Regions from separate parts of the Homo sapiens genome. Here region 2 is linked to region 1. Evidence: read pairs that join two places in POLR2A ChIA-PET (ENCODE). Cell type or tissue: Panc1. All regions are shown on one strand.

What was found. ChIA-PET counts read pairs that join two places held together with the same protein. Peaks named below come from ENCODE experiments on the same cell type or tissue, not always from the same donor. Only the 100,000 strongest peaks of a DNase experiment are listed, where the experiment ranks them.
Region 2: POLR2A ChIA-PET joins it to region 1 with 8 read pairs; 2 of 35 experiments call an interaction of 5 or more read pairs at or near these places.

The regions. Positions count from the first base shown.
Region 1 is chr17:59,794,146-59,802,145 of GRCh38, reverse strand. All of the region lies in intron 7 of VMP1 (vacuole membrane protein 1), which reads right to left. Among named protein-coding and RNA genes, the nearest start is that of MIR21, 43 kb to the left of the region's middle. In Panc1, no CTCF peak of the experiment used is centred here; no DNase peak of the experiment used is centred here; H3K27ac peaks cover 8,000 bases.
Region 2 is chr17:59,628,709-59,636,708 of GRCh38, reverse strand. The region is part of intron 1 of CLTC (clathrin heavy chain); the gene reads right to left. Among named protein-coding and RNA genes, the nearest start is that of CLTC, 13 kb to the right of the region's middle. In Panc1, no CTCF peak of the experiment used is centred here; no DNase peak of the experiment used is centred here.

The sequences.
Region 1 (8,000 bases):
CAATGCAACCTCCACCTCCTGGGTTCAAGCGATTCTCACACCTCAAACTCCAGAGTACCTAGGACTACAGGTGCGTGCCACCATGCCCAGCTAATTTTTGTATTTTTAGTAGAGATGGGGTTTCGCGATGTTGGCCAGACTGGTCTCGAACTCCTGACCTCAAGTGATCTGCCCACCTTGGCCTCCCAAAGTGCTGGGATTACAGGCGTGAGTCACTACACCTGGCCTAAATATGTTTTTTGTTTTGTTTTGTTTTGTTTTTGAGATGGAGTTTAGCTCCTGTTACCCAGGCTAGAGTGCAAAGACGCAATCTTGGCTCACTGCAACCTCTGCCTCCTAGGTTCAAGCAATTCTCCTGCCTGAACTGGGATTACAGGCACCTGCCACCACATCTGGCTAATTTTTGTATTTGTAGTAGAGATGGGGTTTCACCACATTAGCCAGGCTGGTCTTGAACTCCTAACCTCAGGTGATCCGGCTGCCTCGGCCTCCTAAAGTGCTGGGATTATAGGCATGAGCCACCTCATCCGGCCTAAATATGTTTTTAAATATAAAAAAGGTACAAATACAATATGGTATATAAGATATTTTGGGCCAGGCACAGTGGCTCATGCCTATAATCCCAACAATTTGGGAAGCCGAGATGGGAGGATCACTCGAGCCTAGGACTTCCAGAGCAGCCTGGGTAACATAAGGAGACCAAGTCTCTATAACTAATTAAAAAAAAAAACAATTAGCTGGGTGTGGTGATGCAAGTCTGTGTTCCCAGTTACTCGGGATACTGAGGCAGGAGGATTGCCAGAGCCCAGGAAGTTGAGGCTACAGTGGGCGGTGATCACACCCCTGCACTCCAGCCTGGGCAACAGAGCAAGATGATCTCCCCCTTCAACATACACACACACAAAAGATAAAACTATAGTATAGTAAATATATAAACCAATGACACATTTCATTTACTATCAAGTATTATGTACTATATATAACTGTATGTGCCATACACACACACACACACACACACACACACACACACACATATATATATATATATATATATTTTTTTTTTTTCGAGATGGAGTCTTGCTCTGTCGCCCAGGATGGGGTGCAATGGCACGATCTTGGCTCACTGTAACCTCTGCCTCCTGGATTCAAGCAATTCTCCTGCCTCACCCTCCTGAGTAGCTGGGATTACAGGCACGCGCTACCAGGCCCAGATAATTTTTGTATTTTTAGTTAAGATGGGGTTTCACCATGCTGGCCAGGCTGGTCTCGAACTCCTGACCTCGTGATCTGCCCACCTCAGGCTCCTAACGTGCTGGGACTACAGGCATGAGCCACTGCGCACAGCCTGTATGTGCTATAGTTTTATATGACTGGCAGCGTAATAGGTTTGTTTACACCAGCATCGCCACAAACATGTGAGTAATGTGTTGTGCTACATTACCATGTCACTAGGTGATGGGAATTTTTCAGCCCCATTATGAACTGTCAGACATGCAGTTCATCACTGGCTGAAAGGCTGTTATGTGGCATATGACTGTATATATTAAAACTACTGAGCTAATAATGCTTTCTTTTGGATTTGGAGCTGAAGTGATTTCACAGCCAATATTAAAAGCCTCAGAGCAACTGTTTCAATACTGATTCCTCATGTGTAATGGAAATTTATGTTAAAATATAGTCTATTTGTGAAGCTCTTGTGCCACCTAAAAATTACTTGCTGGTTTCTGCGTGCTAGTCAAATATGCACGCCAAGCAATGAAAACTCTATTAAGCAGAAATGGAATGACTTGTCATGATGACTTAATAATTTAAGTTTTTTCAGCATAGTAGACAATGAGTCTGAAACAATAACTTGTTATTAAGACCCTAATAACGTATCATTAAATATTTTCTAAAATGAAATACATTATACAATTAACTATTATCTTTATAGAAACTGCAATGTAAAACTTTCTGTAATGCAGTTATAACTTCAAATCTTTCTTGAACACAAAGTAAAAAGTGCCTTAATAACTATTTTCTACCCATTATCAGGGCTCTTTGAGTTATTTTAAAAATATAGAGCATTAATTGAATTCAAAGTGAACAAAATATTCTTACTGTTGACTTCCTCAACAATATCACTAAAGTAATTGCTTATATTTTAATTTTGCATATTTGAGTAGGTCCTCTTTAAATAAGCCTTTTTTTTTTTTTTTTTGAGAGGAAGTCTCACTCTTATCCCCCAGGATCTCAGCTCACTGTAACCTCCGCCTCCCGGGTTCAAGTGATTCTCCTGCCTCAGCCTCCCGAGTAGCTGGGACTACAGGGGCCTGCCACCACACCTGGCTAATTTTTGTATCTTTAGTAGAGATGGGGTTTTACCATGTTGGCCAGGCTGGTCTCAAACTCCTGACCTCAGGTGATCCTCCCGCCTTGGCCTCCCAAAATGCTGGGATTTCAGGCGTGAGCCACTGCGCCCGGCCAAGTGAAGCATATTTTTAAGTCACACATTATTTATTGTTATTGAATTATAACATAATAAGGTCACGGGATAAAGACTGTGGTTAGGAAATAAATTCTAGAATTACCAAAAAAGTAGGGATATTGTTGAAATAAAGTGATTGTAAAACAAAGAAAATAGTTAATAAATTTTAAATTACTAGCTATAAGATGTTGGATAACAAAATGCAAACCCATTTAAGAACAAAAAGTGATGAGAACTGAGTTGTGTAACTATTCCTGAAAATGAAACGTTTTAACATCCAGCTGATGGCTTACACGGTTAGATAAAGCCAACTGTAAAATCAGAGATGGTCACTGGTATTTCTATATATATTAGAAATTAGGGTAAAACTCTATAATACTGCAAGCAGAATACATCACATGAACACATTTCATAAAAGCAAGGATATTTTATTCTGAAAGTAACTTAGAGATTTAGAAGTTTTAAGAAGAGATTATATGTAAAACATGCAATATAAACATAAGTTCTCATATCTATCAAAATCAATGCAGGCATAACTAAAAACTACCAGAAGCAAAGAAGGATCTGACTATTCTCTGAAACAGTAAGAAACATTTATTTTGGCAACTAGCTAAATTTATTAAGTACTCAAAAACTAGATGTAACTAGAAATCTGAAAACAAAATTCAGTTTGGGTTTCTGTTTATACTCATATTTATATTATCTAGGGCAGTTTCATTAAATTAAAATGCGGTGTGAAAATTTAGTTGGTAACAAATTACATCTTGCTTTTTCTTTTTATTTTTTTCTTTTGAGACGGAGTTTCGCTCTTGTTGCTCAGGCTGGAGTGTAATGGCACAATCTCGGCTCACTGCAACCTCTGCCTCCTGGGTTCAAGCAATTCTCCTGCCTCAGCCTCCCGAGTAGCTGGGATTACAGGCATGCGCCACCACACCTGGCTAATTTTGTATTTTTAGTGGAGACGGGGTTTCTCCATGTTGGTCAGGCTGGTCTGGAACTCCCGACCTCAGGTGATCCGCCTGCCTTGGCCTCCCAGAGTGCTGGGATTACAGGCGTGAGCCACCGTGCCCGGCCTTACATCTTGTGTTTTAATGAACAGAATAAAATGGTGAGACCTCACAAGCAATGGAAGTAAATACTATTTCACGAAACATTTATTCTAGTTACACACAAATTGGCTCTGGGTTGCTAAGTACAATGTATTTTGTATTGTTGGCTACAGTTTAAAAAAAGAAGTAAAAAAGTCATTGATCTAGAGGCAGCTGTGACTGTAGTAGGTCTCATGATGCTTTATCCAAATTACACTTTTCAAAAGTTACGTGAGAACTGATCAACACAAATTTTTTTCATGTATACACACAGGAAATACATAATCCACTGTGAACACCACACATTTCAGAGTGTTGTGCCAAAAATAGGGAGCTATCAACTATTTCTGGGTCAAGATCAGGATTAAGTGGATTTCTCGATGTATAGATGTATTTCCGTTACCAAATTTACATGGGCAGGTTGCAGGAGAAAACAGTATGAGTAGTTTTTTAAACTAAGGCATAACGTATACAGTAAAGCATACAAATCTAAAATATACCTCTTAATGGAAATTTACAACACACCCATGTAACCACTACTGAGATCCAGATACAGAACATTACCGGAACTCCAGAAACCCTGCTGGTGGCACTCCTAGTAATTACTCCCTGCAAAATAACCACTAACATTGGCTTCCATTACCACAGATTTAGCTTTTCCTATTTTTGAACTTCGTTTTAAAAATTTATTTTATCATAGTTTATTTTACTTTTTTGAGATGGTGTTTTGCTCTTGTTGCCCAGGCTGCAATGGTGCGATCTTAGCTCACTGCAACCTCCTACTCCCGGGTTCAAGTGATTCTCCTGCCTCAGCCTCCTGAATAGCTGGGACTACAGGCCCATGCCACCACACCCAGCTAATTTTTGTATGTTTTTAGTAACGACAGGGTTTCACCACATTGGTCAGGCTGGTCTCAAACTCCTGACCTCAGGTGATCTGCCTGCCTTGGCCTCTCAAAGTGCTGGGATTACAGGCGTGAGCCACTGTGCCTGGCCTGAACTTTATATAAATGGAATTATACAGTATGTCCTCTTTTATGTCTGGCTTCTTTGGCTTAACATTATATTATGTCCAGGTGATTCATCCATGCTGTTGCATGTAGCAGTAATCAATTTGTTGCAGATGCTACATATTATTCCATTGTATAGGTATATCACAATTTATTCTATTGTTGGTGGACATTAGGGTTGCTTCCGCTTTTGAACTATTATTTAAAAAGTCTTTTTCTTTTTCTTTTTTTTTTTTTTTTGAGACAGAGTCTTGCTATGTCGCCAGGCTGGAGTGCAGTGGCATGGCGTGATCTCGGCTCACTGCAACCTCTGCTCCCGGGTTCAATCAATTCTCCTGCCTCAGCCTCCCCAGTAGCTCGGACTACAGGCGTGTGCCACAATGCCTGGCTAATTTTTGTATTTTTAGTAGAGACGGGGGGGGGGTTTCACCATGCTGGCCAGGCTGGTCTGGAACTCCTGACCTTGTGACCCGCCTGCCTTGCTCTCCCAAAGTGGTAGGATTACAGGCTTGAGCAACAGTGCCAGGCCTTATTTTTCCTTTTTAAGCTATCTCCTACAGGAAGGAAATTTTGAGTTACTATAAATAATGCTGCTATGAACATTCTTGTACATGTCTTCTGGCATATCCTTCTGGTGAGTATAGATTTACAAATGGAATTGCTGGATCATACAGTATGTGTATGTTTAACTGTAGTAGACAGTGCCAGTTTCCAAAAGTGACTGTCAATCAAATTATTCTTAATATTGCTTCCATTTTGCCAACTGATAATAACTGTCAATTGAAAAAAATCTAAATGATTTTCCTTTTGTACAGATGGTTCTAAAGAATGTGTTTGTCAGAATTAGCATGAGGATTGAGTAAGTTAAAGCAAGAAAACGAGGAATGAATAGCTTTAAATATTTTAAATGCTAAGTTTTAGAAAAACAACTTATAACATTTTGAAAGTTACTTCCAATTTCCTTAGGAAAACAGAGATAATTGCTTAGAAAAAAATGTACTTTTTGTGCACACTCAATTTGGGAAGACAAAATTGAAACCTTTTTCAGAAATCAGAATTCTTATTTAAAAGCAATTACATTTAACTGAATAAACCTGATAACTACTATGTGCAAGGTAATAAAGAATCCAAAGATGAGAACATAGTGATTCGTTCATACATTCATTCCGTATATGTTTAAAAAGTGTTTACTACATGCCAAATATTGTAGAAGTTGAGAACACAACGCTAAATCACACTGATAACAATCTGGAACCTCATGGAGTTTATATTCTAGTGGGAGGAGATGAAAACTAAATAGGACAGTCAGGAAAGGCTTCAGAGAAAAGGTGATCCAAAACATCAAAATTCTCAAGGAGGTGAGAGAGTAGGTCATGCTGACAATCTATGAGAAGAGAGTTCTGGCGAGTTTTTTCCCTTGGGAGATACCTAATTTAGGGTATGTGTATGGAAGCAGAGGGTGCAGTAAGTAAAAGGGAAGATGAAAGAAGGATGGATGAAACCTACAAAGCAAGAGAGAGCAAAAACAAGAAAGATAAAAAGTGCTATAGAGAGAAACAATACAAACACCAGCAATTCTATGGTTTTTAATGATATTAAAATGACACAGCATTGATAACACTAAATCTTTTAGGTTCTCTGAATCGCAGTTTGTTCATCTTTTCTGTAAAATGATGATAATAATGTCTACCACCATAAACAAAACTGAGTATGAGACAAAATTGTTTAAATTGAAGTTATACTGCTTAGTAAATGTCAAGAGACAAAAAACACCTGATACCCAATGAAGTAAAATATCTTGCCTGATTTATTTTATCTACTCAATCAGACCTTATGATAAGCACAATTACTACTGCAATCTTACAACGAAAATAAGAGATTTTTGTTTTGTTTTAAATTTTATTATTATTTTTTATTTTTATAATTTTTAAATGGTAGAGAGAGGATTTCACCATGTTGCCCAGGCTGGTCTTGAACTCCTGAGCTCAGCTGATCCTTTGGGAGGCCTCCCAAAGTGCTAGGATTACAGGCATGAGCCACCATGCCCGACCATTGTTTTTAATTTTAAAAAACAAAAGAAACATGTTCATATCAAAGATGTAAGGGGGCTGTAAAATGGAAGGGAGAGAAAGAAGGAAAATATATCAAAAATCAAAAAATTATCGGCCAGGCACAGTGGTTCACGCCTGTAATCCCAGCACTTTGGGAGGCTGAGGCGGATGGATCACTTGAAGTCAGGAGTTCGAGACCAGCCTGACCAACACGGTGAAACCCCATACCCCATCTCTACTAAAAATACAAAACTCAGCCGAGCATGGTGGCACATGCCTGTAATCCCAGCACTTTGGGAGGCTGAGGTGGGCAGATCACCTGAGGTCGGGAGTTCCAGACCAGCCGGACCAACATGGAGAAACCCCGTCTCTACTAAAAATACGAAATTAGCTGGGCGTGGTGGCGCATGCCTGTAATCGCAGCTACTTGGGAGACTGAGGCAGGAGAAGGTTGTGGTGAGCCAAGATCACGCCATTACATTCCAGCTTGAGCGACAAGGGCGAAACTCCGTCTCAAAAAAAAAAAAAAAAAAAGATCAAATCTGCCTTTTAGTGCCAACGATTAGTTTACCAAATCCTTCAACACAAGAAGGTAGAAATGGGTGCTATTACTTCTCCTGAATGCTTGTTCTTTAGGAGGAAATTGTTCAGTTATTTACACCTGTAATGATTATTTCACTATGATTACTAATCTTAAAACTCACAAACAACCTACTAGACATAAAACATTTCTTGTATAGTCTAGGAAGAAAGATGAGATGGAAGAAATACGGTTTCAGGAGGCTTTCTCGGGGGCTGACTCCAGTATTTATTACCATGTTCAGATATAAAGTAAGTAAATTATTCTTAGAAGTTCACACAAACATACAGTGCTCTCTCGCCCTCCTTTTCTTATTCCAGCCCAGTTACCAGCATTAAGATTGGCCAGTATCTGCAGCTTCCTTTCCCTCTGTCTCTCTCCCTACTTAGATTTTCGTTAAAAAAAAAAAAAAAAAAAAAAAAAAAAAAAAAATGCAGGGCGCGGGGGCTCACACCTGTAATCCCAGCACTTTGGGAGGCCGAGGCGGGCAGATCATGAGGTTAGGAGTTCAAGACCAGCCTGACCAACATGGTGAAACCCCGTCTCTACTAAAAATACAAAAATTAGCCAGGCGTGGTGGCGTGCGCTTGTAATCCCAGCTACTCACGAGGCTAAGGCAGAACTGCTTGAACCCGGGAGGCAGAGGTTGCAGTGAGCTGAGATCTTGCCACTGCACTAAAGCCTGGGCAACAGAGTGAGACTCTGTCTCAAAAAAAAAAAAAAAAAAAAAGGCCGGGTGCGGTGACTCACACCTGTAATCCCAGCACTTTGGGAGGCTGAGGCAGGCAGATCACAAGGTCAGGA
Region 2 (8,000 bases), 170 kb after region 1:
TAGCCTGACTTTATTTAAAATGTTTAAGCAAAAGAAACAAATACAAGCAAATACAAGACTGGGTATGGTGGTTCACACCTGTAATCCCAGTGCTTTGGAGGTTGAGATGGGAGGATAGCTTGAGGCCAGGAGTTCGGTTCAAGACCAGCCTGGGCAACAAGGGAAGCAGAGGTTGCAGTGAGCTGAGATCGCGCCACCGCACTCCAGCCTGGGCGACAGAGCAAGACTCTGTCTCCAAAAAAATAAAAAATAAAAATAAAAAACACATCAGCAATGAGACTCAGAAATCTACGTTGAATGCTCATCAGTTTTTAATGGTTTAAACTTTGTTTTTCCTGTCTTGGTTTTAAAAATATACTCCATTTGATTGTAAATATGGAAAATGGAAAGGGAAAAAAAGTATCCATCCTTACTTGAGAGGGAGCAAAGCAGCATGCCTAGGTGCTCCATGAAAGGTTAAGGTGATTTAACACACATCAAGCACTTAGTGTGGGAGCACAGAGCACTCCATTATTTGATGAACTTCTAGTTCTGGGACTATGGTATTATGATATAGACTGTTTTTTTTTTTTTTGAGACGTAGTTTCGCTCTTGTTGCCCAGGCTGGAGTGCAATGGCACGATCTCGGCTCACAGCAACCTCCACCTCCCGGGTTCAAGCCATTCTCCTGCCTCAGCCTCCGGAGTAGCTCAGGCTGGTCTCGAACTCCCGACCTCAGGTGTCTGCCTGCCTCGGCCTCCCAAAGTGCTGGGATTACAGGCATGAGCCACCACGCCTGGCCGATATAGATTGTTCTTAAACAGACTGGTTTTAGCATCATGCTACTGTTATATACTCAAACCTTACCTGGGCCAATTCGCTTTGTTCACATGCTCCTAAAGACAGAATGGGGAAACCCTGATACATCAAGGAATCAGGAAACTTAATGGTGTTGTATGAGCATCTTAACAGAATATATTAGTGATCAAACTATGAAAATATTGTTAAGAGGACCAAAGAGGCCATGGTCCTATTAATATATTTAATTCAATACTATATACCTTAAGAAGGGCAGAAAATGCTAGCTTAAGACATACAACCAAATAAAACCATAATTTTTTCAAGGCCCAATTCTTAAACTATCTAAAGACAACTCTCCATTAGCACCAAGGCACACTCTCAGCAATCATTCATAATCTATCTGTTTGTGCCTACAGACGCCACATAATTAAAGGAGTAATAGGTTTGCTTTGAGCCTACTAATTTCAACCAGCAGTTCTCACATCTGATTAGTTAAGAATAAACTCATTGGAAATTGGCTTCTCTGTAAGTATACCTAAGGAGTTTGCTTCCTAATGAATCATAGATTTGTAGTATAACTCATTTACCAGCTTTATCAGCTGAAAATCAAACTACATGAAAACTGGTTTATGACAGCATTACTAAGGACTTATGTTTCACAATTATTGCTTGGCTTCACATTTTCCAGATCCTCCTTGTTTCATCTGAATAGGGAAAATGTAAAGGAAGTATGTATGAGCTACTGTTTTTCAGATGGAGCTATTTTCTGCAAATGAATCTTGTATCTTACCAAGGACTTTAGAAGTGTTACCACTGTAGAGTTAATAGGTCAACAATCTGAGAGACCTGCTGATACTTGTATGTCATTCTGATACCATTCATCTCTCAATACAAGCATTTTTAAGTCAGTACTTAAAGATTTGGTTAACTTCCTAACCCAAGTATTTCACTAAACATAATTTCCTTTAAAAGCTCCTAAACATCCTCTACCTTCTCTAGTATCAGTCGCGGTGAAAAAAGATGCTGACAGCAGTCACTTCATTGAGCCCTTCCTGGAAACTAGCAGAATGTCAAATAAAAACTGCAGTTGCTGTATTCTACAGGAAATAAGAAATGCTGAGAATGCAGCATTCCTTTAGTTCTTCCATCAACAGGATACCAACCACTGTTTTCTGTAGGCTCCACAGATTTCAAGCAACAAATAAAAATGCCTTTAACCCTTGCTGTCCCCACATTTAAACATATAGTTTTTTTCTACTCCATGTTAGCCTTTGAGAGAATCACTGGCTCTTAGAATTTTTGATTCTGGTCACAAACTCCAAATTTAAGCAATATATTCAGGAAGCAACCACAGTTGGAGAGAGGTTGTCAGACTATTATTAGCTTTGGTAAACTACCAGGAGACTCAAAGAATTTTTCCTACTTGTAATCAACTGCTGATTGGAAATTTTCAAAAACTTTATATTTAATGCATTCTTAAAAAATAAGCCAATAATTAGATGATATCAGATCAATTAGGCCAATGTTAACCAAGCTGCAGGGAAATACAGGAGTTTTTATGCCCCAAATCTTGGAGATGGATATGACTTACCAAGATTATGCCCCCCGTATAAATGCAATTCAGCAGCACAAAACAACCACAGCTACATTCAATGGCAGGGGTGAGAAGTTGTGCAGAATATATCCAAACCTACCAAATGGGCTTACTTTGAGGGTTCAAGGCCAGGCATAGTGGCTCATGCCTGTAATCCCAGCACTTTTGCAGGCCAAGGTGGGAGGACCTCTCGAGCCCAGGTGTTCAAGACCAGCCTGGGCAACATGGCGAGACCCTGTCCCTACAAAAAATAAAAAAACTGTCCAGGCGTGGTGGTGTGCACCTGTAGTTCTAGCTAGTTGGCAGGCTGAGGTGGGAAGATTGTTTGAGTCCAGGAGGCAGAGGCTGCAACAAGCTGTGACTGCACCCCTGCACTTCAGCCTGGGTGACAGAGCAAGACCCCATCTCAAAAAATATATATAATACTTATTGCTGACTTAGCATAAAGGATGTTATAAATGAATGTAACCAGGGAGACATTAAAGGCTTGGTTTCCTGATATGAATAAAACATCTGGACAGTCTCCTTAATATTCAAGTTATAAAGATCCTTGATAAACTTCATTCTATGACACAACTTCCCAGCGACTTCACAAAATGTACATTTAAGTGGGAGCCTAGTGTTACATTCTGTCAACCCCATCACTATTGTACATATTCATGTTATCTTTCTACCCTATACTGAGGGACCTGCCAGGAAATTAGACATTATGCTCTATCCCACATTATTCTAGTTAGATCAATCATTTAAGGCATACTCAGTCTACCAGGTGCTACAAGTTATAAGACTAGAACCATTTTATTTTACAATTGAGTCACTAGAGTATTTTTTTTTCTTTTTTTGAGATGGAGTCTCGCTCTGTCGCCCAGGCTGGAGTGCAATGGCATGATCTCAGCTCACCACAACCTCTGCCTCCCGGGTTCAAGCCATTCTCCTGCCTCAACCTCCTGAGTAGCTGGGACTACAGGCATGCACCACCACGCCCAGCTAATTTTTGTATTTTTTCAGTAGAGACGGGGTTTCACCATGTTGGCCAGGCTGGTCTCAAACTCCTGATCTCAAGTGATCCACCCACCTTGGCCTCCCAAAGTATTGGGATTACAGGAGTGAGCCACTGCACCCAGCCTGGAGTGTTTTCCTGTGAGCTTAAATGCCACAAATACTGTTTTCAAATGAGTGAATGAATTAACTAACAATCAGCATGAGGAGTTACAGATTATCTCAAAATGATTTAATATTAACAAATTCAGGGAGTTCAAAATGACATTAAAATGATTAAAATGACATTAAAATGATTAAAATGACAACCACCATGATTTGCTTTCAATTAATACATATTGAGCATCCATTATTTAGCAACTTAACACAAACTCAATATTTTAAGTACAATTTTTGTGTGAAACTGTCCCCTTTGCTTATTTTGTGCTAAGATTATAACTTTGTCATTACTAGTGAGGAAACAACCTATAGGAGAAAAAACAGGTTTTAGGCTCTCAGAGGCTCTTTGGGGGTTCAAATTGTGATTCATGTCTTCTAAAAACAAGTGAAGACACTTTCCATCTCAAAAACTATAGACACTGCTTCACTATCTAAAATTCAGGGTTAAAAAACTAGTATTACTTTGATTTTTTTGGTCAGGAAGAGGATGTGCCCTAGATGCTTATAGTTTTAGGGATTTTTTTGTTTGTTTTTGAGACAGAGTCTCGCTCTGTCGCATAGGCTGGCATGCAGTGGCGCAATCTCGGCTCACTGCAACCTCCGGCTCCTGGGTTCAAGCAATTCTTGTGCCTTGGCCTCCCGAGTTTGTTTTGTTTTTTTAAATTCATGGTATTACAACTTCTTCAGGCCTGTTCCAAACACTAAGCCCTTTTAATTTTGGTTCTTTCAAATTACAAAAGTTTTCTTTCATTGAAAAGAGCTTCCATTCCAATTATTTTGGTTTCTAAAAATCTTTTTTTTTTTTTTTTGAGATGGATTCTTGCTCTTTCGCCCAGGCTGGAGTGCAGTGGAGCTATCTTGGCTCACTGCAAGCTCCGCCTCCTGGGTTCACGCCATTCTGCTGCCTCAGCCTCCCGAGTAGCTGGGACTACAGGCACCCGCCACCGCGCCCAGCTAATTTTTTGTATTTTTAGTAGAGACGGGGTTTCACCGTGTTAGCCAGGATGGTCTCGATCTCCTGACCTCGTGATCCGCCCGCCTCACCCTCCCAAAGTGCTGGGATTACAGGCGTGAGCCACCACACCCAGCCCGGTTTCTAAAATTCTTAAATTTGTAACCTATTCTGTCACACACACAAACACACACACACCACTTTTACTTAATTCTGGGATTTACTTCTAAACTAAAATCTTTTTTTTTTTTTTTTGAGATAGGGTCTCACTCTGTCCGCCAGGTTTGAGTGCAGTGGCATGACTTCAGCCTACTGCAACCTCCACTTCCCAGGCTCAGGTGATCCATCCACCTCAGCCTCCCAAGTAGATGGGACTACAGGCGCATGCCACCACACCTGGCTAATTTTTTATTTTTTGTAGAGATAGGGTTTTGCCATGCTGTCCAGGCTAGTCTCGAATGCCTGGGTTGAAGCAATCCACCTACTCTGGCCTCCCAAAGTGATGGGGTTACAGGCGTGAGCCACTGCACCCAGCCTAAATTCAAAATCTTTTTAAAAAATCTTGTTACTCCTTCCACATTGCTGATTCATTCCACAGAGTATGAATTCCAGTTCTGCTCTTAACTGATTTCAGAACCAATTGTTTATGTATGTTTTCTGTTATTACATCCCATTATCTCCATAGGTCTTTCTGTTCCTTTTACATCAACTTTTGCTGCATGCCACAGATGATGTCAACAATTTTCTAAAGTTTTCTTTGCAGAAAAAAATTTCTAGTATTTCTTCAGATCTCTCCCTAGCTCTGTAGTTTTCCCAATAATCATATACTTAAAAAATGCCTGAGCAGCTACTGTGTGCCAGACACTACACTAATGCAGAGAGTTCTACAGCAAATGAGACACTCCCACTCAGTATACGTAACAGGTACACAGCAATTACAAAAATGCCATGAAGTTACAGGGATGTATGCCTAGCACAGATACATGTAGGGGTATATGCAGTGTCTCAGAAGAAACGGAAACAATCTGAAACAGGATACACAATATAAGGGAGGGCAGGGCTACAGAGTTTGGGAGCAGACACACAGAATTAAAAATACCATATAGGCCCAAATAAGGTACTTATTTTCCCAATTAGACGAATCATCCCAACACCCCAAAAAGCTGTCAGAAGATGTGAAGAAAATGGAACTCTCATATATTTCTAGTGGGCATGTCAAATGGTGCCACCACTGTGGAAAACGGTTTCGTGGTCTCTCAAAAAGTTGAAACAGAGAAATTACCATATGACCCAGCAATTCCACTTCTAAGTATATATCTAGAAGAACTGACAACAGGCATTCAAACAAAAACTTGTACATGAATGTTTGCAACACCACTAGTCACAATAGCCAAAAGGTAGAAAGAACCCAAATGTCCACCAACTGATGAAAGGACAAATAAAACACTGATATATCCATTCAGCAAAGTATTATTCAGTCATAAAGGAATGAAGTCTGATATATGCTATAACATGGATGCTTAGTGAAAGAAGTTAGAAACAAACGGTCCTTTATTGTATAATTCCATTTATGTGAAATATCCAGAACAGGTAAATCCATAGAGACAAAAAGCAAATTAGCAGTTGCTAGCGGATGGGAGGAGGGGGATGGGAGAGGGACTGCTTCACGTGTATGGGGTCTCCTTTTGGGGAGATGAAAATGTCTTGGAACTAGATACAGGTGTTGGCTGCACGACACTGTGAATGCACTAAATACCACTAAATTGTTCACTTTAAAATGGTTAATTTTGTTATGTGAGTTTTATCGCAATTGAAAAAGTTTTGATCCCTTTTCATTATAAACTCTTAGGGATTAGATATATTTAATGTACAATTCAACTAGTCATTTTGCTTACTTTACAGACATTTAAAATTATAAAATTAGGCCAGGCACAGTGGCTCCTGCCTGTAATCCCAGCACTTTGGGAGGCCGAGGCAGGCAGATTGCTTGGGCTCAGGAGTTCGAGGCCAGCCTGGGCAACATGGCCAAAGCCCATTTCTACAAAAAAATACAAAAATTGGCTGGGTGTGGTGGCACACGCCTGTAGTCCTAGCTACTTGGGAGGCTGAGGTGAGAGGATGGCTGGAGCCTGGGAAGTTGAGGCTGTGGTAAGCCATGATCTCGCCACTGTACTCCACTTGAGACAGAGCAAGACCCTGTCTCAAAAAACAAAACACACAAAATTATATTTAAACTCTGCATATGCATTTTTGACATCAGCACTGGAAAGTCATCTCCATTTCACAATGCTTTTCAAAAATCCATTACAGAGCAATCATAATGGTGCAGTTTTGTAACATCAAATCTATTTGCGTTATCAGGAGAGTTGTTTTTCTCTTATCTTTCTATGTAAATTATGATCTCTAGGCTGGGTGTGGTGGCTCATGCCTGTAATCCCAGCACTTTGGGAGGCCAAAGCAGGCGGATCACAAGGTCAGGAGTTCAACACCAACCTGGACAACATGGTGAAATCCCATCTGTACTAAAATTACAAAAATCAGCCAGGCATGGTGGCGGGCACCTGTAATCCCAGCTACTTGGGAGGCTTAGGCAGAAGAACCGCTTGAACCCGGGAGGCAGAAGTTGCAGTGAGCCAAGATCATGCCACTGTACTCCAGCCTGGGCGACAGAGCAAGACTCCATCTCAAAAAAAAAAAAAAAAAAAATTATGATCTCTAGAAACATGCCCGAATGGACTGCTTTTCACGGGATATTTAAATCATCTGCTTATAACATCCAACAGTTCCAACTGTGAGGCCATACACAGGAGAATTTTAGATGTGTAAAATTTGTCTCTCACTAATCCAGTTGATTTCAAGCCTACAGCAGCCTTTGCCAAACAGCATTCTGGTGCTCAGAACAGAAGCAACTGTGAGAGGACACAATACTATGGAGATTCAGTAAGGCTTTTAATAAGGAGACTCTTTCCTGAGGATATCTGTGGTAAAATAAAGAAACCTGCCTTAGATTTTCATAGTTCAATATGACCAAATATAGAATATTGCAGAGACTGGAGAAAGAGATGGGTTTTTGTAAACCATGTTCTCTCTACACGTTTTTCCCCCTTATTATTCATCTTTAAATAATGAGATCTATCCAAAGTCAGCTGTTTGCCAAGCAGAGCATATATACTGACAGTCTTTAGCTTCAGTCTGTCCACTTTGGTGGTTTTTTTTAAGCCACCTTTCTCAGATGAGCAGCTAATCAGAAATAAATGCAAGTTGGCCAGGCACGATGGCTCACGCCTGTAATCCCAGCACTTTGGGAAGCTGAGGAGGGTAGATTATTTGAGGTCAGGAGTTTGAGACCAGCCTGGCCAACATGGTGAAACCCCATCTCTACTAAAAATACAAAAAAAATTCGCCAGGCCTGGTGGCGGGCCCCTGTAGTCCCAGCTACTCAGGAGGCTGAGGCAGGAGAATTGCTTGAACCTGGGAGGCGGAAGTTGCAGTGAACCAAGATTGCACCACCGTACT